3 separate regions of the Homo sapiens genome follow, and regions 2 and 3 are each linked to region 1. Evidence: read pairs that join two places in POLR2A ChIA-PET (ENCODE). Cell type or tissue: OCI-LY7. All regions are shown on one strand. Links, peaks and the distances in the headings refer to the core of each region. The heading gives the core; the rest is flanking DNA.

The links. Peaks named below come from ENCODE experiments on the same cell type or tissue, not always from the same donor. Only the 100,000 strongest peaks of a DNase experiment are listed, where the experiment ranks them.
Region 2: POLR2A ChIA-PET joins it to region 1 with 6 read pairs; 1 of 35 experiments calls an interaction of 5 or more read pairs at or near these places.
Region 3: POLR2A ChIA-PET joins it to region 1 with 9 read pairs; 2 of 35 experiments call an interaction of 5 or more read pairs at or near these places.

Annotation. Positions count from the first base shown.
Region 1 is chr3:67,913,248-67,920,370 of GRCh38, forward strand. The region is part of intron 6 of SUCLG2-DT (SUCLG2 divergent transcript); the gene reads left to right. Among named protein-coding and RNA genes, the nearest start is that of TAFA1, 87 kb to the right of the region's middle. In OCI-LY7, for the core only: no CTCF peak of the experiment used is centred there; a DNase peak (open chromatin) is centred at 3,314; H3K4me3 peaks cover 963 bases; H3K27ac peaks cover 1,254 bases.
Region 2 is chr3:67,860,855-67,867,977 of GRCh38, forward strand. The region is part of intron 5 of SUCLG2-DT (SUCLG2 divergent transcript); the gene reads left to right. Among named protein-coding and RNA genes, the nearest start is that of TAFA1, 140 kb to the right of the region's middle. In OCI-LY7, for the core only: CTCF peaks have their summits at 3,213 (motif pointing left) and 3,416; a DNase peak (open chromatin) is centred at 3,227.
Region 3 is chr3:67,815,480-67,822,602 of GRCh38, forward strand. All of the region lies in intron 3 of SUCLG2-DT (SUCLG2 divergent transcript), which reads left to right. Among named protein-coding and RNA genes, the nearest start is that of SUCLG2-DT, 160 kb to the left of the region's middle. In OCI-LY7, for the core only: CTCF peaks have their summits at 4,163 (motif pointing right) and 4,364; a DNase peak (open chromatin) is centred at 4,162.

The sequences.
Region 1 (7,123 bases), core at 907-5,906:
GTCAATTAAAATGTTACTTTCAGTCCTGTGATACTCATGTTGGGCTAAACTACAGAGCCATGCGGTAAGAAATCTGCGTTGTTTTAAGCCTGGTAATATGTTACAGCAACAACAGAACATTAATACAACTACTTTTTTTAGTATAAATATGTCTCAAGTATTGCATGTGACACATGATATTTTAAAATATGATAGTTGCTCTGTACCCTCTTATCCTAAAATGAGAAGCTAAGTCACCAAAGCAATACATGCTAAGAGATGGCAAAGCTGGTTGGCCAGGTTCTGAGAATACCCACCGCTGGCAATTAAGGTGGGAGGAAGATATGAGGAAATGCATGGTGTGGTATATCCCTTTGTTTTCACACCTTCCCTCATGGAGGAGGGGAGAGCTGTGTGTGCAACCTAAGCCCAACTTTAAGTGATGCAAGGAAAACACTAGTGGAGATAAATGCCTATTCGTTCTGGTTTAGGCCTATGGTGGTAAAGCAAAGAGGACGACACTCTACGGACAGATTATTTTTTTCTTTCTTCTCTCTTCCCTCTTCCTCTTCCTCTCCTCCTCCTCCTCCCCTCCTCCTTCCCTTTTCCCCTCCTTTTCCTCCTTCTTCTACTCATCTTCCTCCTCCTTCTCCTTCTCCTTCTCTTCTTCTTGATGGAGTCTTGCTCTTTTGCCCAGACTGGAGAGAAGTGATGCAATCAGCCTCAAACTCCTGGACTCAGGTGATCCTCCCACCTCAGCCGCCCAAGTAGCTAGAACTAAAGGCATATGCCACCACACCTTGCTAATTTTTAATTTTTTTGTAGAAATCCAGTCTCACAATTTTTCCCAGGCTGGTCTTAAACTCCTGAGCTCGAGTAATCCCCATGCCTTGGCCTCCCAAAGTGCTGGGATTATAGGCATGGGCCACAATGCCTGGCGTCAGATGCTTCTTGGCTTTACATCCTAATAAGCCCATTGTAAGTTGAAACTATTCTAAGTTGAAAATGCATTTAATATTCCTAACCTACCAAACATCATAGCTGAGCCTAGCCTAAAATGTTCTCAGATCACTTACATTAGCCTGTGGTTGGACAAAATCATTTAGCACAAAGCCTATTTTATAATAATGTTGATTGTTGCATGTGATTTATTGAATATTGTACTACAAATGAAAAACAGAATGGTTTTGTGGGTACTTAAAGTACAGTTACACCATTATAAAGTTGAAAAATCATAGCCAAGCCATAGCGAGTTGGGACCATCTGTGCTTATCTCCATATTAAGGAAAGATGTATGGTTTTGCAGAGGCAGTGTGAAAGAGTTTCCACCCAGAGAGCTTCCGGTGGGGGGCAAGTGACCCAGGAGAGTGTTGGAGAGTAGGAATTCCAGGGATAAGACGGGGGGCAGGAAGCATACCAAAGGTGTTGCTAGTGTCATAGGAGCTGTGGTCAGAAGGCCCCCATGGGAGGGTGTCCTAGGAAACACTGAAGAGCCCCCACGTGTAGGAATCTGCATTTGTATTCCTGCCACCCTCCAGAAGGCTCAGCTCCTAAGCCATGACTTCCTTCTGGATTAGAGTCTTCAGGCCTCAGAAACAGAGCTGGTGAAGAAGCTGTGTGTATTAATCAGGGTTCTCTAGAGGGACAGGATTAATAGAATAGATGTATATATGAAAGGGAGTTTATTAGGAGAATTGACTCACACAATCACAAGGTGAAGTCCCACAATAGGCCATCTACAAGCTGAGGAGCAAGTAAGTCAGTCCAAGTCCCAAAACCTCAAAAGTAGGGAAGTGCAGCTTTCAGTCTGTGGCCAAAGGCCTGAGAGCCTCTGGCAAACCACTGATGTAGGTCCAAAAGTACAAAAGCTGAAGAACTTGGAGTTTGATATTTGAGGGCAGGAAGCATCCAATACAGGAGAAAGATAGGAGTCCAGAAGACTCAGCCAGTCTAGCCTTTCTATGTTCCTTGGCCTCTTTTTATCCTAGCCATGCTGACAGCTGATTATATGGTGCCCACCCAGATTGAGGGTGGGTCTGCCTCTCCTAGTCCACTGACTCAAATGTTAATCTCCTTTGGCAACACCCTTACAGACATACCCAGGAACAATATTTTGCATCTTTCAATCCAATCAAGTTGACACCCAATATTAACCATCACAGTGTGGACGGATGGGACAGGGCAAAAAAAGAAGCAACCACACCTCCTGCCCTCACTGAAAACTTCCCCTCTTGAGGTGAATTTGAACTAGGAAAGGAGAACAATTTAAAATTTAGAGTCGTAATATACTTTAAAGTGGACTTTGTAGTTACTGAAATGAGATTGTTCTTGTGACTTGAAAGGGACCAGAGAAGCTTTGGGTGTTATCTCACTTTTCATGTAAGAACAAAAAAGATTAACACAAAGTACGGGTTGGAGGAGATGGGGAGGAAGCATACCAACTTTTTTCATGATGTGTCCTGTTGAGTCCAGCATTTCTCATGTATTAGCTATAAAAACAACAGAGTGATTTGTAGACTCAAGGAAACAGATCAGTAAGTAGAAATATCAAGTAAGAGAATAAACATTGAACGTTTAATTATTGACATAGAAGGGAGACTATACATAATTACAGTGAATCCAGATGAGATTAAAACAGTAAGAATGCTAATAGATAAATAAGACTAAAACAAGCAGCTTAATAATAAATGGTGTCTCTAAGGTGGATATTCCTCCCAAAGCAAAAAATAAAAATAAAAAAAGGGCACTCAGAGATATAACACAAAATAATTTCCCTGAAATGAAGAGAAAATCACATCTGCAGATCCAGGAGCACACACTGATTCAGCACATCCCATCCTTGAGGTTTCCAGGCAGAAAAAGCAAATTATTTACCTGGGAGAAGAAATCCGGATGGCCTCAGACTTTTCCATGTTGACATCCAAGGCCAGAAGACAGAAAGTCTGCAGTGCTTGAGGGAGAGAGAGCACCACCCAATGACCAGAGTTGCTTTTATTTCTAATGGTTACAGAGCAACATTGTCAAACATGAAATAAATCAGGAAATGTAGAGCCTGTGAGCTCTTGCTGGGGGGAAACTCTCCTGAAAACTAAAGCCAGCCAATGGAGAGACCAATCAGAGTAAGAATCCAGGAATGACAAATCCAGGAATGAGAAACAGTCTGGTGGGGAGCACTGACTGTGTTTAAATATAATATGATATTTTGACAGGTGTAGGAAAGTAACTTAGTCAACAGCCATCCTACCCTCCATTTATAGTGCAAGGTTGTGAAAGCAAAACTTTCATTTCTCAGCACCTCTTAATTTAGATTGTGCCAACCAGATGCTCTCTAGACAAAGGTTCTGAATGCGGAAATAAAGTGTAGGCATGCTGTCTTGACTTCTGCGTTTTCTGCTGCAGGCACCCAAGGGGAAGCCTTGAGTTTTCCGTTGCCGTTCTCCAATCGTGAATTGTGGTATCAAGTTAGTTCTCTTTCCTGCCAAGGTGGATCTAAGAAGCAGGGTGTAGCTCTGAAACCCATAGTTGGATGGCAATGGTTTTCTGATACCTGTGTTAGTCCCTAGAGTTGACCATTCTATTGTCGTTTGCCAAGATGTGGACCTTCTTGATGGTGACAGTGGTAATAACTCTCATTTTGGACCCATTCTTTCATATTCAAAATGGAGTTTCTCAGCCTAAGTATTGTTGACATTTTGGGTCAAATAATTCTGTTGTGAGGGCTATCCTGTACAAAGTAGGATGTTGATCATCTACATGTCAGATGTCTATAGCACCCGCCCTCCTCCCAAGTTGTGACAATCAAAAATGTCTTCAGACATTACTTAATGTCCCCTAGGGACCAAATGCCTCCTGTTGAGAACCTCTGCTCTGTAATCATAAAGCCTGCTTCTACAACTCTTGCAATCCTCCTGTTCAGTTTTGTGTTGTGTAAGATTCGAAAAAAGAGAGGTTTAAAAGAGTTCCACAGAGCAAGAGTTTGGAACAAGGATCACAGAGTGACTTTCTGCCCCTGGAACAGTAGAGTTTTGTTTAGGGAGACTGAGTCTCTATCTGGGTATGTAGCAAGAGTAGTGGCTGGACTTACGGGCGCCCTAAATCTTCACCTTGTGATTCTTTGAGGAGTCTCTTCCATCCCCATTGATATTGTGGTGCAGGCCTTGAACTATTAGAAAACCATGTGGCAGAAGTATATTCTAAGTAGAATTACTCTGCCTCACCCTGATGTCCTGTACATTATTTGATGATCATGATGATGACAACAAGTATTACGAGTGGAGTGGTAGTACAGTAGTCTGCACTTATCCTTGGGGAATTTGTCCCAGGACTCCCAGTGGATGCCTATCACAGATAGCACTGAATCCTAGATATACTGTGTTTTTTTTTTCCCCTGTACATACATAGTCATGATAAAGTTTAATTTACAATAAGATATTAAGAACAATAATAAGAAAATAGAACAATTACAACAATATGCTATAATAAAAGTTATGTGAATGTGGTCTTTTTCTCTCAAACTTATTGTACTGTACTTGCCTATTTTTGGACCACAGTTGACCCTGGGTAACTGCATCACAGGAAGCAAAAGCTCTGATGAAGAAGGTCCATTGTAGGAGTAGTTTTGGCCCAACAGGCACAGTCTTTGTCCTATCTTCTAATAAATTATAAAATGACTTTCTTATTCCACATCCCTCTCTTCTTTTCTCTATTGAATTTTGGGTGGACTTCTTAAAGCATTACTTTTTGAATTATAAATTATAGGTTCATCTAGAAAAAATCTGAAAAATATAAAGAATACAACAAAAATTTTCTACAATCCCACTGGCCATGGATTCTGATTGTTTACATTTTGCTGCATTTCCTTGAAATGTTTTCCTTTATGTTTCTCTATATACATGCATGCCAATGTTTGTAATTATATACTTTTTAAAAACAAAACTGCCATGATAAATATACACATAGTTTACATCCTGCTTCTTCACATAAAGGTATTTCATGTAATATTTCGCATAACATTGTGAAGGAAAAATATGAATTTTCTTTCCACTATCCCCTATGTTTGTGCTTTTTAGAGCCAATCTTCTTCCCCTTGTCTTGTGCCATTCATTTATTCAACAGATATTTGTTGAGTCTTTTCAATAGGGCAAATTCTGGCTTAGACACTGAGGATACAAAGCTCAGAAAGAAATGACTTCTGTGCTTGAGGAGCCCTTTCAATTGGAGAGACATGAGGAAACAAATCACTTCAATGCCATTTTCTTTGCTGCCACTATCACCAGCCACTTCCTTGCCATTATTTAAAAATAGGAATTAAGCTCCTGATTGCAGAAAGGACTGATTCAGGCAAGATGTTAGAAATCTCGGGCAGACATGCTGATACAGAGGCACATCTGTAAGTCAGTGAGCTGTTCACATCCATTGGAGGTTAAGGACAACTGCATATTAGCAGAAGAAAGCAAGGGTCAGTATGTAATTGGGAGGAGAACTGGAAAAGTGATTATAGACATGGCACAATCAGTTATTTGCCCAGCAAGACCCTAGAGAGGATTGGAAGCAAAAAAGTTGTAAGAGAGGACTGATTAGTGGCACCAGCTGGTAAACATGTTTTCTGCAGAATGATACCTGTTGCTTTAGATTTCAATATCTGCAACATTTCTATGTCTGCAACATTGTAGCCGAAGTCATTTGCATCAATCCTCTGCTTCCAAGCAGCCATATCTCTCTTTCAGTCATCATGAACAGAAATGCTTGACTTGTACTCATCAGATTTGTGGAAAGAGTTCTGAGAGTCAAAAACCCTGAAGGTCAAGAAGCATGTTGAAATCTTACTGCAGTTCTCTCTATCCAGGGCTTAAACTGGCTAAATAATAGTGTAGTGGGCTCTTGCTGCCATGTAAGTCATGACATTTTTTTTGTTCAGAGATACTTTACAAAGTGTCCTTGACCTATCTTCTATCCGTGAGGAAGAACCATATATATATATGTGTGTTTTTGTTTGTGTGTGTATATATACACACACACATACTTTTATACTACATATATACATTTATACTACATATATGTGTATATATATACATACATTTATACACACATACATATACCTGTATATGTGCATATGTATGTATGTATATGTAAACGTATGTATGTAGTATAAATTTAGGCAGTACAAGTGCAATTTTGTTACATGGATATATTGCATAGTAGTGAAGTCTGGGCTTTTATTGTAACCATCACACAAATAGTGTATATTGTACTGATTAAGTGATTTCTCATCTCCCATCCCTCTCCCACCCTCCCACTTTCAGAGTCTCCAATGATTATTATTCCACACGCTTGATGTATATACTTTATTTAGCTCCCACTTATAAGTCAGAACATGTAGTATTTGACTTTCTGATTCTGAGTTGTTTCACTTAAGATAATGGCCTCCAGTTCCACCCATGTTGCTGCAAGAACCACATATTCTTTAAATGAGTCCATCACAAGGGGAGAGGTACTAGATCCAGGTTATGTGCCACCTCATACTTGCTCAGTCTGCCTGCACCCTCTCACTTGGGGCCTCAGCTACCTGCCCAGTATCCTGTTGGAATGGCCCAGGGAAGGCTCCTGTTCTTATGTTTCTAAAGTTCCTGTGGACATTCCCTTCCCTAGGGACAAAAGCCTAGGCTTGGTTGTACTCACTGTGGCATGGTCCATAGCAGTTCCAGCTCCTGGATCTGGACCTACAAGGCTCTGGCTTTCCCAGAGCTGCCCAGAAGGGCCTTGTACCACAATATAAAAGTGCAGGAAAGATAATAGCCCGTGGGGAGAACTTTGATCAGTAAGTGATAGGAGAGGGGAAAGGAGCCACAGATAGTGTTGCTACCATTCCCCTTGATGGACCGTTCTTCAACATGGCCATCCCATGTGGCTTCTGAGCGACTGAGTGATGGTGTTATGTTCTGCTGGGAAGCCAAGGTCAACTTACTGATGCACCACCCTGCTTTGGTTTCCCTTCCTTCCCTAATTCACGTCCCCATTTCTGTTACTCTTGCTACCCCAGGATTAAACTCCCTTAATAAAGTGTGAACACAATTTTTTCAAAGTGTGTCAATCAGGGTTGAATAGTTATAGCTAACTCTTATTTTGAATTGTAATTAATTTCAAA
Region 2 (7,123 bases), core at 837-5,836, 52 kb before region 1:
TTTAATGTGAGGGATAAAAAAAGGAGTCAAGACTACCTCCAAGGTATTGGGCCCCCAAACCAGAAACATTTATTGAGATGAGGTGGTGCTAATGACTTCACATGCATTAGACAACCCATTGCTCAGCCCTGTAAGGTTGGTAACATTATACCCATTTTACAGATAAAGAAACAGTCTTTCAAAATTTAAGTAAACTGTCTAAGAGCATGTAGCTATTAATAGTACCTGAAATAGGATATAGGCCAGTTCTCTCATATTTATAATCCCAGATTCCTAACTCTCAGAGCTCCAGCTTTTTCCTCTGCATAAAGAATCTTCTTATCTACATCCACAAGATTGTGAGAGTTATGAGAATGAAAGTAAAAGTGCTTTATAAATTACAATGTACTATCCAACTATGTATCAGTTATCTATTTCAGTGTAACAAAACACTCTAAACTTAGTGATGTAAAATAACAATATATTATTATCTGTTAAGGTTCTGGAGGTGGACTGGGCTCAACTTGGTGCTTCTTGCTCAAATCTCTCTTGTAGTTTCAGTCTGATACTGCTTAGGCTAGAGTCATCTCAAGGTCTCACTTATGTATCTGGTGGTTGATGACGGCTTTTGGTTAGGACCTCAGCTGGGATTGTTGGCTCGAACATCTATACATGGCTTCTCCATGTGGCCTGGACTTCCTTACAGCATGGTGGCCAACTTCCAAGAGCAAGCATCCCTGAAAAGAAATAATTAGGTAGAAGCTGTGTTATCTTTTATGATCTAGCCTTGGAAGTCATATAGGATCACTTCTGCCATGTATACTACTGATAGAGGCAGTCACAAATTTCCACTGGGTTCAAGGGGAAGGGATATAGACAACATATCTTTATACAGGAGTGGCAAAGTCATATATTCACAGCATGTGGGATGGGAGATACTGTTATCACCATCTTTGGAAAATACAATCTACAATAAAGTAGAAGATATTATTACAAGGGAAGTTTATCAAGGCAAGAAGGCTCGACAAAATGAGACAGATTGCACTCTCAGTGTAAGCCAGGCACAAGCAAATGCAGAAAGAAATGTAGAGAAGGTAACTAGAAACAGTCTCCCAGGGTAGTAGCAGAGTAAGCAGACAGCATTACACAGCCAGATGATGATGGATATCTGGGCCCAGATCCAGAAAATTCTGCTCATTGTTGCATTTTTTTCCCCATCTTTTTTATGATTTGTTCCGGAACTTATGAAAAGAGCTCCAGGTAATACATCTTATAGAAAAAAGGAAAAGCTACACGGAAGCATAACAAAAAACAATTCCCCATCATTCCACCACACAATCGGAATCCATATTAATGTGCTGGTGTTGGGTATGTTGTCTTCCTGGGTGGAGAGCAGTGCAGTGAGTAAGGGCTTTGGGCTTGAAAATCCCACAAACCTGGTTGAAATCCCAGTTCTGTCTCTTTTAGCTGTATGATCTCTTGGGCAAATTACATAACCACTCTGTGCCTCAACTTCCTAGTCTGGAAAACTGGGACGATACTAAAATAATCCTATAATGTGGCACAGGGGCTGGAAAATAGTAAGTTCTCAATGCACATTAGCTTGTAAAATCACTATTAAATAAATACATGATTCTTTTCACAAAATGGGATCATTTGCAAAACAGCATGCATGCTGGTATGTAGCTGCTTTTTTCACTTAATGAATTTATCTTGAATACCTTCCTATATGACTCTGGAAGCAGAAACTTGTATCATTTTGTTTATGAGATGCACATCCTTTCATTGTGAACATGAATTACAATTTGCCTATTTGTTTAACAGCTTCTAATTGATGGATATTTAGCTTTTTTTTTAAAGTTTTACCTATTATGTATAGCCCTGCAATACTCAAGTACTTGTCTAAATATTTTCTTATTGCTTGGAATATTTTTTCAATAAACAAATGAATATTGACAAGTTTCTAGAAGTGGACTTACTGGCCCCAAATGTCCCATTCAGTAATTTTAAATTTACTTTTTATTATGAAAATTTCAAACCCACAGCAAATTAGAAAGCGTAGTACAATGAACACAAACATGTAGCTAGCAAGTATATTCAGCCTGATTACATTCTGCCATACTTGCTTGGTGTTTGTTTTTCTTAAGTATTTTAAAATAAAACATATGCATCATAACATTTCACCCTACTACTGTAAATCTGTGTCTCATAAAAATGAGAACTTCTCCTGTATAATTATTGTACCTAACAAAATTAAGTGCAATTCCCTAATATCTAATATACGATCCATTTAAAAAATTCCCAATGGTCCAAAATGCCATTTTCAGCTTTTTTTTTTTTTACATTGAACACCAACTTTTAATTTTTACTTTTTTTTGATTTTTTTTATTATTATACTTTAAGTTCTGGGATACATGTGCAGAACGTACAGGTTTGTTACATAGGTATACATGTGCCATGGTGGTTTGCTGCACCCATCAATCCATCATCTACATTAGGTATTTCTCCTAATGCTATCCTTCCCCTAGCCCCCATCCCCTGACAGGCCCCAGTGTGTGATGTTCCCTTCCCTGTGTCCATGTGTTCTGATTGTTTAACTCCCACTTATGAGTGAGAATGTTTTTCAAATTAGGATCCAACCAAGGACCAGTTATTACGTTTGATTGTTGCATCTCTTAAGTGTCTTTCCATCAAGAGCAATCCCTTCCGCCTTTGTTCTCCTCTTTAACATTGACTTGCTGAAGAGACTGAGCTGTTGATCTTCTCCTCTTGTAAACATTAAAAACTCCTGTTTCTCAAAGAAAATTCTCGGATGTGAAATCGTTGGATTAAAAGGCCCATCCTGGTTGCAGGCTTCTTCCAGGATGTGTGAGCCCTTTGCTTGCAGGTGTGGGCTGCTCCAAAGTGAGGCTCTCCTCAGCAGATAGATGCCCTTCATTGTCAAGGCTGGCTCTAGCAGGGCACTTGGGAGGCCCCACCCTTTCCACAGGGATGTTGGGGTCCACCGTTCAGTACAAAGTCTCTTCAGAGAAGAGGCAATTTTGGAAGACTTCATTCTCCTCTATCGTCAGATGCAGGTAAGCGTCTCCTGGATAGATTTGTGTTCCTGCTGGTGGGGTGGATGACAGCAGACCTTTATAGTTAGAGATATGCATTGAAATCCTGGTTCTGCCTGTTACTAGGGTAACTTGCTACCTTGGAAAAACCACTTAAATTTCCATTGTATTTCGCCCTCTAGTGGAATGCGCTGAGTCCTTTATCATGCACCTGTCTATTTCATACACTACTGGGTAGCAAAGATACTGCCACTGAGAAGTGGGCAGGTCTCCTAATTTCCACAACAGGCCTCTCAAACTTTCATGTACTTAAGGAACACTTTTGGGGTGAGGGATACTTGTAATAACCAGAGATCTCTGAGATTCTGATTCAGTAGATGAGACCCAGGAATCTACTTTTTAAATTTGTTTTAAAAAAATTTGTATAAATTTAGGGGGTCCAAGTGTCTTTTTGTTACCTGGATATATTGCATAGTGGTGATGTCTGTACTCATTAATGAATTTCTCATCTCTCACCCTCCCCAACCTTCAGAGTCTCCAATTCTATCATTCCATACTCTATGTCCACGTGTATACATTATTTAGCTCCTACTTATACATAAGAACAGGCAGCGTTTGACTTTCTGTTTCTGATGGTCTCCAGTTCCATTCATGTTACTGCAAAGGAAAACATGATTTCATTCATTTTTATGGCCCAGTAGTATTCCATTGTATATATTTCTTAACAGGCACCCTAAGGGATTCTGACTTAGGGACCCTAAGGGATTCAGGGACTATGCTTGAAAAAAGTCTTATCTGGGAACTTCCACTTCCTTGTTAGTAATAGGTAACACTTCATAGCAATTACAGTTGTACCAAGCACTCTTCCGACCACACACAGTAACTTACTCAACCCTCACAACTACTGTGTGTACTAGATACCCATATTTTATACATGAGGAAATCAAGGCTCAGAGAGTTTAAGTAACTTGCCAAGGTTGACACTGATAGCAGGTAGCTGAGCCAAGTGCTAGCATTCTGTGACTTTTTTTTAGAAGTAACAAAATAAATGACCTGGTATTTTAACTTTGAGAGATATGGCACTATCAACAAAAAATAACCACGTGGTATTGCTGAGAATGTTTGGGTGATAAGGAGCTCTGAATTCAGGGCTGCCTTCCAGAAAACAAGCTGTCAGTTTTAAGGGTGAGAATTGATACAGATGTTTCCAGTGAGAAATTTCAGTACCTGAAGATTAGACAATATCATCAGGTTTTGCTATTTTTTTAACTAATGGAAATGTCCTTTCCAGTGTTGTTACATTATTCAATTTGGGAATAAGAAACACACGATACTGAAGGATGCTTTCAGAAACCAAAGTTGAGTCTTTGGCCGTCTTGTTCTGACATCATTCTGGTGAACCAATCCAGTTTCCTTCTACACTCTGAGAGAGGATGTTGTGGTAGGGTTGCCTGTTAAAATACAGGACGCCCAGATAAATTTGAATTTCAGATAAATGATGAATATTTTAGTATAAATATGTATACTTATAGGTGTATGTATATATGTATGAATACGTCTCAAATATTGCAAATATCTGTTTGCTAAATATAACAACTGTAGATTGTGGTGCAGGGCAATGCTTCTCAAACTTTACTCTGTATATAAGTCAGCTGGGAATTTTGTTAGAATGCAGACTCTGGGGCGCGGTGGCTCACGCCTGTAATCCCAGCACTTTGGGAGGCCGAGGCGGGCGGATCACGAGGTCAGGAGATCGAGACCATCCCGGCTAAAACGGTGAAACCCCGTCTCTACTAAAAATACAAAAAATTAGCCGGGCGTAGTGGCGGGCGCCTGTAGTCCCAGCTACTTGGGAGGCTGAGGCAGGAGAATGGCGTGAACCCGGGAGGCGGAGCTTGCAGTGAGCCGAGGTCCCGCCACTGCACTCCAGCCTGGGCGACAGAGCGAGACTCCGTCTGAAAAAAAAAAAAAAAAAAAAAGAAAAAAAAAGAATGCAGACTCTGAGTCAGTCGTTGCTATGTTAAAGCTGCTGTTCTAAAGACCACATCCAAAAGGAAAGTGTGAGCAGAGATATTTGTTGAGCTTGGCTGGAATAGAAGAACCACCTGTGGCGCCTATTGAAAATATAGATACTTTGCCATAACAAAGTACTGTAGTTTGAATGGCTTAAATAATGGGAATGTATACTCTCACAGTTCTAGAGGCTGGAAGCCCAAGACCAAGGTATCAGCAGGTTGGTTTTCTTCTCAGATTTCCCTCTCTGACTAGCAGACAGCTGCCCTCTCACCGCCTCTTTACATGGTTGTGTCTCTGTATCTGTGTGCCCATGGTGTGTCTATGTGTCCTAATCACCTCTTTTAGTAAGAATATCGGTTGTATTGAATTAAAGTATACTCTAATGGTCCCATTTTCACTTAATTACCTCTTTAAAGTTCCTGTCTCCAAATGCAGTCATTGGGTTAGGATTACAACATATGAAGTTTGGGGACACACAATTCAGTCTGTAACACCATCTGAGAACCACTGAGACCAGACTTTCTGTGGGAGGGACTTTCAGAGGCTACCAATTTGGCCAGCTGGAAGCCCTGGTTGAAGAAGAACATCCCAGGTGAGTTTTATCAGGTAAATTTAAGAAATCTGGTATAGAATAGTAATTCTTCAACTTGAGCATCAATTGGAATCACCTGAAGAACTTGTTCAGCGCCCCAAGATTCTGACTGAAGAGGTTAAGGTGGAGCTCAGATTCGGCTTCTTAACAAGAAGACATGCTTAAGGACACCACCTTAGACACATCCCTCAACCTCTCTCACAAGCGGAGGCAGGAGGAACATACTCATCACATGGCTGTGGTGTGGATTTCCTGAGATTAGGAGGCAAAAGCTCTTGGGAACTTCAGGGCCCTATGTTAGAAGAAGGTGAGTCATGGTGATGAATTTTCCACCAGTTATAAAGCATGCGAACCAAAGTCAATGTATTTTCATGAATAGCAAAACAGTGTGTACTTTTTTTTTTTAATCTTTAACTTTTATTTTAATTTCCGGGGAACACGTGCAGGATGTGCAGGTTTGTTACATAGGCAAACGTGTGCCATGGTGGTTTGCTGCACAGATCATCCCATCACCTGGGTATTAAGCCCAGAATCCACTAGCTTGTCTTCTTCATCCTCTGCCTCCTCCCAACATCCCCTGACAGGCCTCAGTGTGTGTTGCTCCACACCCCACCTCCACCACCATGTGTCCATGTGTTCCCATTGTTCAGCTCCCGCTTACAAGTGAGAACGTGTGGTGTTTGTTTTTTTGTTCTTGCGTTAGTTTGCTGAGGATAATGACTTCCAGCTCCATCCACGTTCCTGCAGAGGACATTATCTCTTTCCTTTTTATGGCTGCATAGAATTTCATGGTGTGTATGTACCAGATTTTCTTTATCTAATCTATCACTGATGGGCATTTGGATTGATTCCGTGTCTTTGCTGTAGTGAATAGTGCTGCAATGAACATACGTATGCATGCATCTTTATAATAGAATGATTTATATTTCTTGGGGTATATACCCAGTAATGGGATTGCTGAGTCAAATGGTATTTCTGCCTCTAGGTCTTTGAGGAATCACCACGCTGTCTTCCACAATGGTTGAACTAATTTATACTTCCACCAAGAGTGTAAAAGTGTTACTTTTTCTCCATAACCTCACCAGCATCTATTGTTTCTTGACTTTTTAATAATTGCCATTCTGACTGGCATGAGATGGTATCTCATTGTGGTTTTGGTTATTAGAACTTTCTTATTATTCTATTCATGGATGAGTCAGCAAGGTGTCCTTCATTCTTGCCACCATAGTGGTCTTTATTAAAGAGCACATTGCTAGATCCCATGAGGCCAGTTTTCCAAATGCGATGCGAGTTGAAGATAAAATCCACCTAGTTTGGGAATGGAAAAGAGTTGAAAGGCCTCCAAATTATGTGATTAAACCTGCAATCTCCTGAGAAACTGCTTTCTTGTTACAACTGTGGTTCCTGAGACACAAGTTACTTTGATGTTGATCATGTTAATAAACTTGTAAATAAAGTCTTGCAGAAGAAGAAATCAATA
Region 3 (7,123 bases), core at 1,477-6,476, 97 kb before region 1:
CTAAACATGGAAAGGAACAACCGGTACCAGCCGCTGCAAAATCATGCCAAAATGTAAAGACCATCGAGACTAGGAAGAAACTGCATCAACTAACGAGCAAAATCACCAGCTAACATCATAATGACAGGATCAAATTCACACATAACAATATTAACTTTAAATATAAGCAGCCAGAAGCATTTTCTTACATGGATTTCATGGATTTTGTTGGGTTCTCAGAATAAATGCTCAGGTTTTAATGATGGTGGTAGTACCTGACCAATTGATTGGTGTATTTATTTTCTTATAATCACTCAGCTGCTGGTCCTGTTGCATTGCAATGACCAAAGAAACAAAGACTTGTCATTTTTCAAGTTCTATAAGATTTAATCATAGCCCAAACTTTCACTCCTTTCTTTTTTTTTCCCCTCAAGATCTCCAAAGCACCGATCTAATGAAAGAAAACTTAATCTAGGAAGTGAAAGAGAAACCAAGACTGGAAGACGCAGTTGAAATGGATTGCCACGTTTATACATACATTGATTTTTACATGACTGCATTCAGAAACAAAATACCATCCTCTGTGATTAATTTATAAAGCTTCCCTCTCAGTTAAATTAAAAACAAAGTGAATCCATAGCAGCAGATCCCCTTTTAGTTAGAGATCTAACCTCTCTCAAGAAGCAAACATGGATTTATACCTCCCTCATTTGATGGTCAGCTTAGGACAATTGCTGAATTCTCTGACACTGTTGGGAATCCGCACAGTAAAATACATGTGATTTCTACTGAAAATTCAGATATAAGTCAAACTGCTACATTGGAGAGGTAAGAGATTCTGATTCTGCCACTTAATCATCTTCTGAATATTAGGCCAGGAAAGAGGAAGTATAACATGACTTAAATTTTTGAGGGTACTGGGAATCTATGCACCTCTCTCCATAATTGTGACCTTGACTTAGCTAGTGCGGTCGTGCAGCATGTCACACATATTGGCTGGTAAAATATAAGATGATTAAATAAAATACATGAAACAATGTATTTTTTTTTTTCTGAGACGGAGGCTGGCTCTGTCACCCAGGCTGGAGTGCAGTGGCGCCATCTCGGCTGACTGCAAGCTCCACCTCCCAGTTTCACGCCATTCTCTTGCTTCAGCCTCCCAAAGTAGCTGGGACTACAGGCGCCCGCCCCCATGCCAGGCTAATTTTGTTTTTGTATTTTTAGTAGAGACTGGGTTTCACCGTGTTAGCCAGGATGGTCTCGATCTCCTGACCTCGTGATCCGCCTGCCTCGGCCTCCTAAAGTGCTGGGATTACAGGCATGAGCCACGGCACCCGGCCGAGACAATGTACTTTATTTAGTGGCTACAGATTCATTTTTACATGTATTAAAATATTGCTAGAACCTCAACTCTTTGGTTTCATGGATACAATTCTCAGGACATTGTGAAAATAAAGGCCTTAATTTGAAACAAACTTTAAGACAATTTTAGAGAAAATACTACAATGGGGTATGCAAGATATGCATGAAGAAAGTGAAGGACTGAAGTATGGGAACTACCACTAGGGTAGAGTTATTTTTCTTCCTTTTAAGATGTTGGTGAGCCTTGTCTGTCTTTTCTGAAGTATTTGGAGAAAAGGGAGGGAGGACAGAGTGGGAGGAAGAGAGAAAATGGACCTGACCAGTTAGAGAACTATAGTTATTCAAAGTTTATCAAGTAGAAAAAGAGAAACATTCAAAAACATATTTTGAAATATATTTTGAAAAAGCAAATACAAACATTTAGAGAATAGTGTCATGAACCCCAATATAGCTATCACCCAAATTCAACAATGGATTTTGTTGGGTTCTCAGATCAAGTCATGACCAATCTTGTTTCAGTTGCATCCCATCCATTTCCTTTCATCCTCCCAGATTATTTTGAAGCAAATTCCAGGTATCATATCTTGTCTATATGTATCTCAGCAGTCATCTTAGAAAGATAAGAACTTTTTTTAAAAACAGAGATTTCTAGTTGCTTTTCTGGCAGGTAAGAAACATAGAAGTTGCCACTCTGTCCTAACAAGTACAAATAAATGAGGTCATCAGACCCATCAAAGAAATGAGGTCACAGGAAAGACTACTGTCCCCAAAATTGGAGAGATTGGGAGCTACAATCCAAGATGAGATTTGGGTGGGGATACAACCAAACCATATCACCATGCTAACATCAGTCAAAAGAAGTGGAAGTAGCTATACTAATTTCAGACACAGCAGACCTCAGAGCCAGGAAAATTATCAGAAATAAAGAGGGGATATTACTTAATGATAAAAGTGTCAATGCTCCAAGAAGACATAACAGTCTTTAAGATGTGTATGCCTAATGACAGTGTCAAAATAGTTGAAACAGAAACTGAGAGAATTGCAAGGAGAAACAGGAGAATCCACCCTTATAGTTGGAGACTCCAACACTCCTCTATTAGAAGAGGACAGATCCAAAAGGTGGAGGACATGGTTGAACTCAAGAGCACCATCAGTCAACTTGTATTGCACATATTAGAAAAGAAGAATCTCAAATCAATAATTTAAGCCCTCACCTTAGGAAGCTAGAAAAGGAAGAGCAAATTAAATCCAAAGTAAGCGGAAGAAAAGAAATAATAAAAGCTAGAATGCACATCAATACAATTGAGAAACAAAAAGTCAACAAAGAAAATAAATGAAATGAAAAACTGGTTCTTTGAAAAGATCAATAAAACCTCTAGCTGGGCTAAGAGAGAGAGATGACATAAATTACTAGTACCATACATTAAAGAGGGGATATTACTACAGAACCCGTTGATGTTAAAATGATAACAAAAGGTTATTATGAACAGTTCTATGCTCACAACTTGATAATCTAGATGAAATGGACACAATTTCTTGAGGAATACAACGTGTCAAATGTTACACAACAAGAAAGAGGCAATCATAAGCCAATATCTATTAAAGACATTGAATCAATAACTAATAACCTTTAACCTTTAAAAATAAAAGCACCAGACCCAGAGGGGTTCACTGCTAAATTATACCAAACATTTAAGGAAAAGAAATCATACCAATTCTCTACAATCTCTTCCAGAAGATTAAAACAGTGAATAGTTTCTAACTCAGTCTAAGAGGCCAACACTGCTTCAGTACAAAAATTAGACAAAGATATTACATGGAAAAACCATAAAGAGTAATACCTCACACATACATAGGTACAAAAATCCTTAACAAAATATTAGTAAGTTCAATCCAACAATGTATAAAAATAATTATGCACCATGATCAAGTGTGGTTATCAACAAACTGATTTTAAAGTTTCTATGGAGAAGCAAAATACCCAGAATAGCCAACCCAATATCAAAAGAGAAGAACAAAACTGGAGGCAGTAAAAAGTGTTGTGGTTGACAGGGCTTAGATGAGAGGGACAGATGAATAGACAGAGAGCATAGAGGATGTTTAGGGCAGTTAAATTATTCTGCATGATACTTTAATGTGAATACATGTCACTATACATTTGTCCAAACCCACAGAATGTCCAACACTAAGTGATCCCTAATGTAAACTGTGGACTTTGGGTGAAAATGGTGTGTCAGTGTAGGTTTATTGGTTGCATTAAATATACACTCTAGTGTATGATGTAGAGAGTAGGGTATGTTGTGTGTGTGGGGTGGGCGGGAAGCAGGAGGTAGATAGGAACTCACTGCACTTTCTGCACTTTTTGCTGTGAACCTAAAACTGCTCAAAAAATAAAATGTATTAACAATAAAAAAGCCAAAATAGCAGTGTCATTGTTACAACATCAAATATATGAGTAGTTCCCAAATGCCATAAATATTCGCTCAATGTTCAAATTTCCCTGAGTGCCTCATGAATTATTTTAGATTTTTACAGTTTGCTTATATTAAGTCCTGAAAAAGGTCCATACTTTGCTATTAGTTGATTTGTATTGAGTTGTATTATACCAATGTGTCCTTGGTGCTTATTTTTACTTTCTATTTTAGTGAAGATAAAAGGCAATTTTTAATCTATCAGAACCATTTACATTGCTACCTACATTTCTTAATTTATTAAGCATCAAGCACTCGAATGTCCTCAAGATTCTGCCAGGTAACATACAGACTGGAAAAGTGAGCTAGATGAAGACTGTGACCAACAGGAGGGCTCAGGTTCTTTCTGTAGGTGGCAGCACTTTCTCAGCTCTGGCCACTACTACCCTGCAGAAATTTGTATAGTAGGGGAGGGTGTATGACTAGATTTTCCAGAGAAGCTGGCAATCTCAATTTTCATATCATGTCTCCTGACTTTTAAATGTTGTCAAATAATGCAAAATTTTGAAACACCAATATGCAGGTCAAACAAAACACATCTGCAAAAGTTTCCAGCTTATGACCTACCAGCACATTATTTTTGCTACAGATAATTAAATGGACTGCTGTCATTTCTATTGCCTTCTATCTTTTCATTCTGGAAGTTGAGGGGGAACATACTCTCCTCCTTATGCCCTTGTCTCCCTTTCAATTTCAGACTGTGACTCGTATTTTAGGAAGAGCTGATCTGGCCCAAATGCTTCCCTTTACTTATGGGTTACTGGGGCTCAGAGAAGACAAGTATGTTAAAAAAAAATCAACGGGCTTTGTTGATTATCTAAATCTTTAATCTAGTTCTGATGCCAGTGCAGGGTACTGTGCACCATAGCCGGTTATTAGTAAAGCAATAATGCAGCACCATCATGCCACTAAACACGTTTCTGTTCTAGGAGCATAAACTTTCCCAGGCGTTGGCATCCCATGACTTGTTCAGTTACTTGGAAGCAGAGAAGGAAGAAGGGAGCTAACAGTCACCAAGAAACTGGAAAGCTCTGGACCCTGTCCTAGATGCATTGTGTTATCTTAATAATTAACCATCACACAAAATCACCAAGATGTGGATATTATTATCTTTTTGAATACATGAAAAAAAGTGAGGCTCAAAGATTTAAGCCACTTTTTCTAGGCCACACAGATATTAAGTAACAGACCCTGGTTTGTGTGACTCTCAATCCTGGGTTCTTTCCATAACTCCATTAACTTCATACTGCCTGTCATTTCCAAGCTCCCAATGACACCCAATGTCATTTTCTTAATTTCTGCAACACTGTAACCTAAGACAGATGGCTTAGGGAGTAGTGCTGCTTTCCTAGAGGACAGCCAAGGACCATAGCAGCATGTTGTCTTGGAGGTTTCTCTCCCTTCATCGCTACTATTCTCCTTCCTCCACTTCAAGTCACCTTTCTGGAACTCATTTACCAATCAGGACCAATTCACTTGCTAGGTTAGTGTCCCAGCAGGAAACAGATAAAATATTCAAATGAGATAATTGAGTTAAGTTTAATGAAGGAGACATTAGATAGGTATGGGCAGTGTTAAGAGAGACTCACAAACAGTGGTGTAGGACTCCATGGCTAGTGACATCAGGGAATATTTGCTGCCACCAAACAGCAGCTGTGGTCTTGGAAAAAGGCAGCCACTGCAGCCTGACAGCCTGGCCAGGAAGTAGCTAGGGATCAAAACTGTGATGTCCCTCCCATATATGAAAGGAAGAAAGAAGGAAAGAAGGAAGGAAGGAAGGAAGGACAGACAGACATGGAGGGAGGGAGGGAAGAAGGAAGGAAGGAAGGAAGGAAGGAAGGAAAGAAGGAAGAGACAAAGTAGAAAATGGAAATGGAGGTGCAAACAAAGAATACTCTGATTATTTCCTTCACTTTTCTGCAAGCTGCTGCCACCTAAGCAGACATGAGCCTTGTTCTGAAGGACACCTCTGCTAGAAAAGATCAGATACTTCCCTCTCATTCTGAGCTTCACTGCTGTGTCCCTGGCTGGAATCCCAGCCAGCTTGCATCCAGACACACCTTTGGCTCTGCACTGGCATACGTGAGACTCGCTACCATCTGGGTCAGGCAACCAACATTTTTCAAGCTCATGCTATAGGATACCGAGTGGAAAAGCCACCTTCTTTCCCAAGCACATCTGCACGGTTAACATCTGCACATTTCTGCTCTTTCTGGAAACTTGACCTGTGTTTTTACTTCACTTTCTTGCTTTCTCTGGCCCTGCTCTTTTACTTGAATTCCTAATAATATTTTGCTCCCCCTCTACCCCTCTGCCTCCAGGACCAGAGTGCCAGCAAATCAAGTTATTTTCATTTTATGAATATGCATATACAAAACCCAAGATATTTTCTGAGAGAAACTTCAAATTTGATCTGCAGGAAATATGCTGTTATTTCTGCCAATGAATAGAAGTATCGCTGAATTAAACCAAAAGCCAGCCGGTTCTGTGCTCTTGGAAAGCGTTTTGCCATTTTTCAGGGAAGAACTTTTTCAGTGTGCTGTTGTTGCTTGGACAAACTATTTTTTATTTTATCAAACATATGGAGAAAGTTGGGGTTTTGCCCTCCTTCAAAATTCTTAGAGAAGACAATGCACAATCGATTTCACATGATGTAAACCTTAAGTCCCTTGCTTCAGAAATCTGTTTCTTTCCTAACTACATCAGAATCAGCACTTTCCTTCTCATGTTAGGTCCTCTTTGTGCAATCAGCAAAAATGTAACAATTTGATTTTTTTTTTGGCTCCTCATAGCACTTTTCCCAATTATACTTGCTTGACACTATACAACAGCATAATAAAGGGTTGGTTTCCCCCTATCTGCAACACAAAACATGGTACAGACATGAGTGATTAAAAAAGACAGAGCAAGAGCAAAGAGCTCATATCTTAACAATGGTGTCATTACAGAATTTTAATGCTTATGCCAGTTGAACTTTCTGGCAAGTTAGACTAATGTTAGAGTAACATTAAGTTAGTCATTAAATACTGAGCATGCTACTTATAAATGTTGATTGGATCCTATTGGTTGATGATGTTGGGTTATTCTTTACACTTGCTAATTTTTTGTCTAATTGTTCTATCAGTTGTTGAGAGGGATGTTGAAATCGCCAACTATAACTGTGTACACTTCTGTTTTTCTTTTAACTATGTTGTATTTGGTGGCTTTGTTGTTTGATGCATACACATTTAGGATTGCTATGTCTTCTTGTTTGATTGATCTTTTTAATCATTATATATTGATTTTTTAATCGTATATATTTTATCATTATA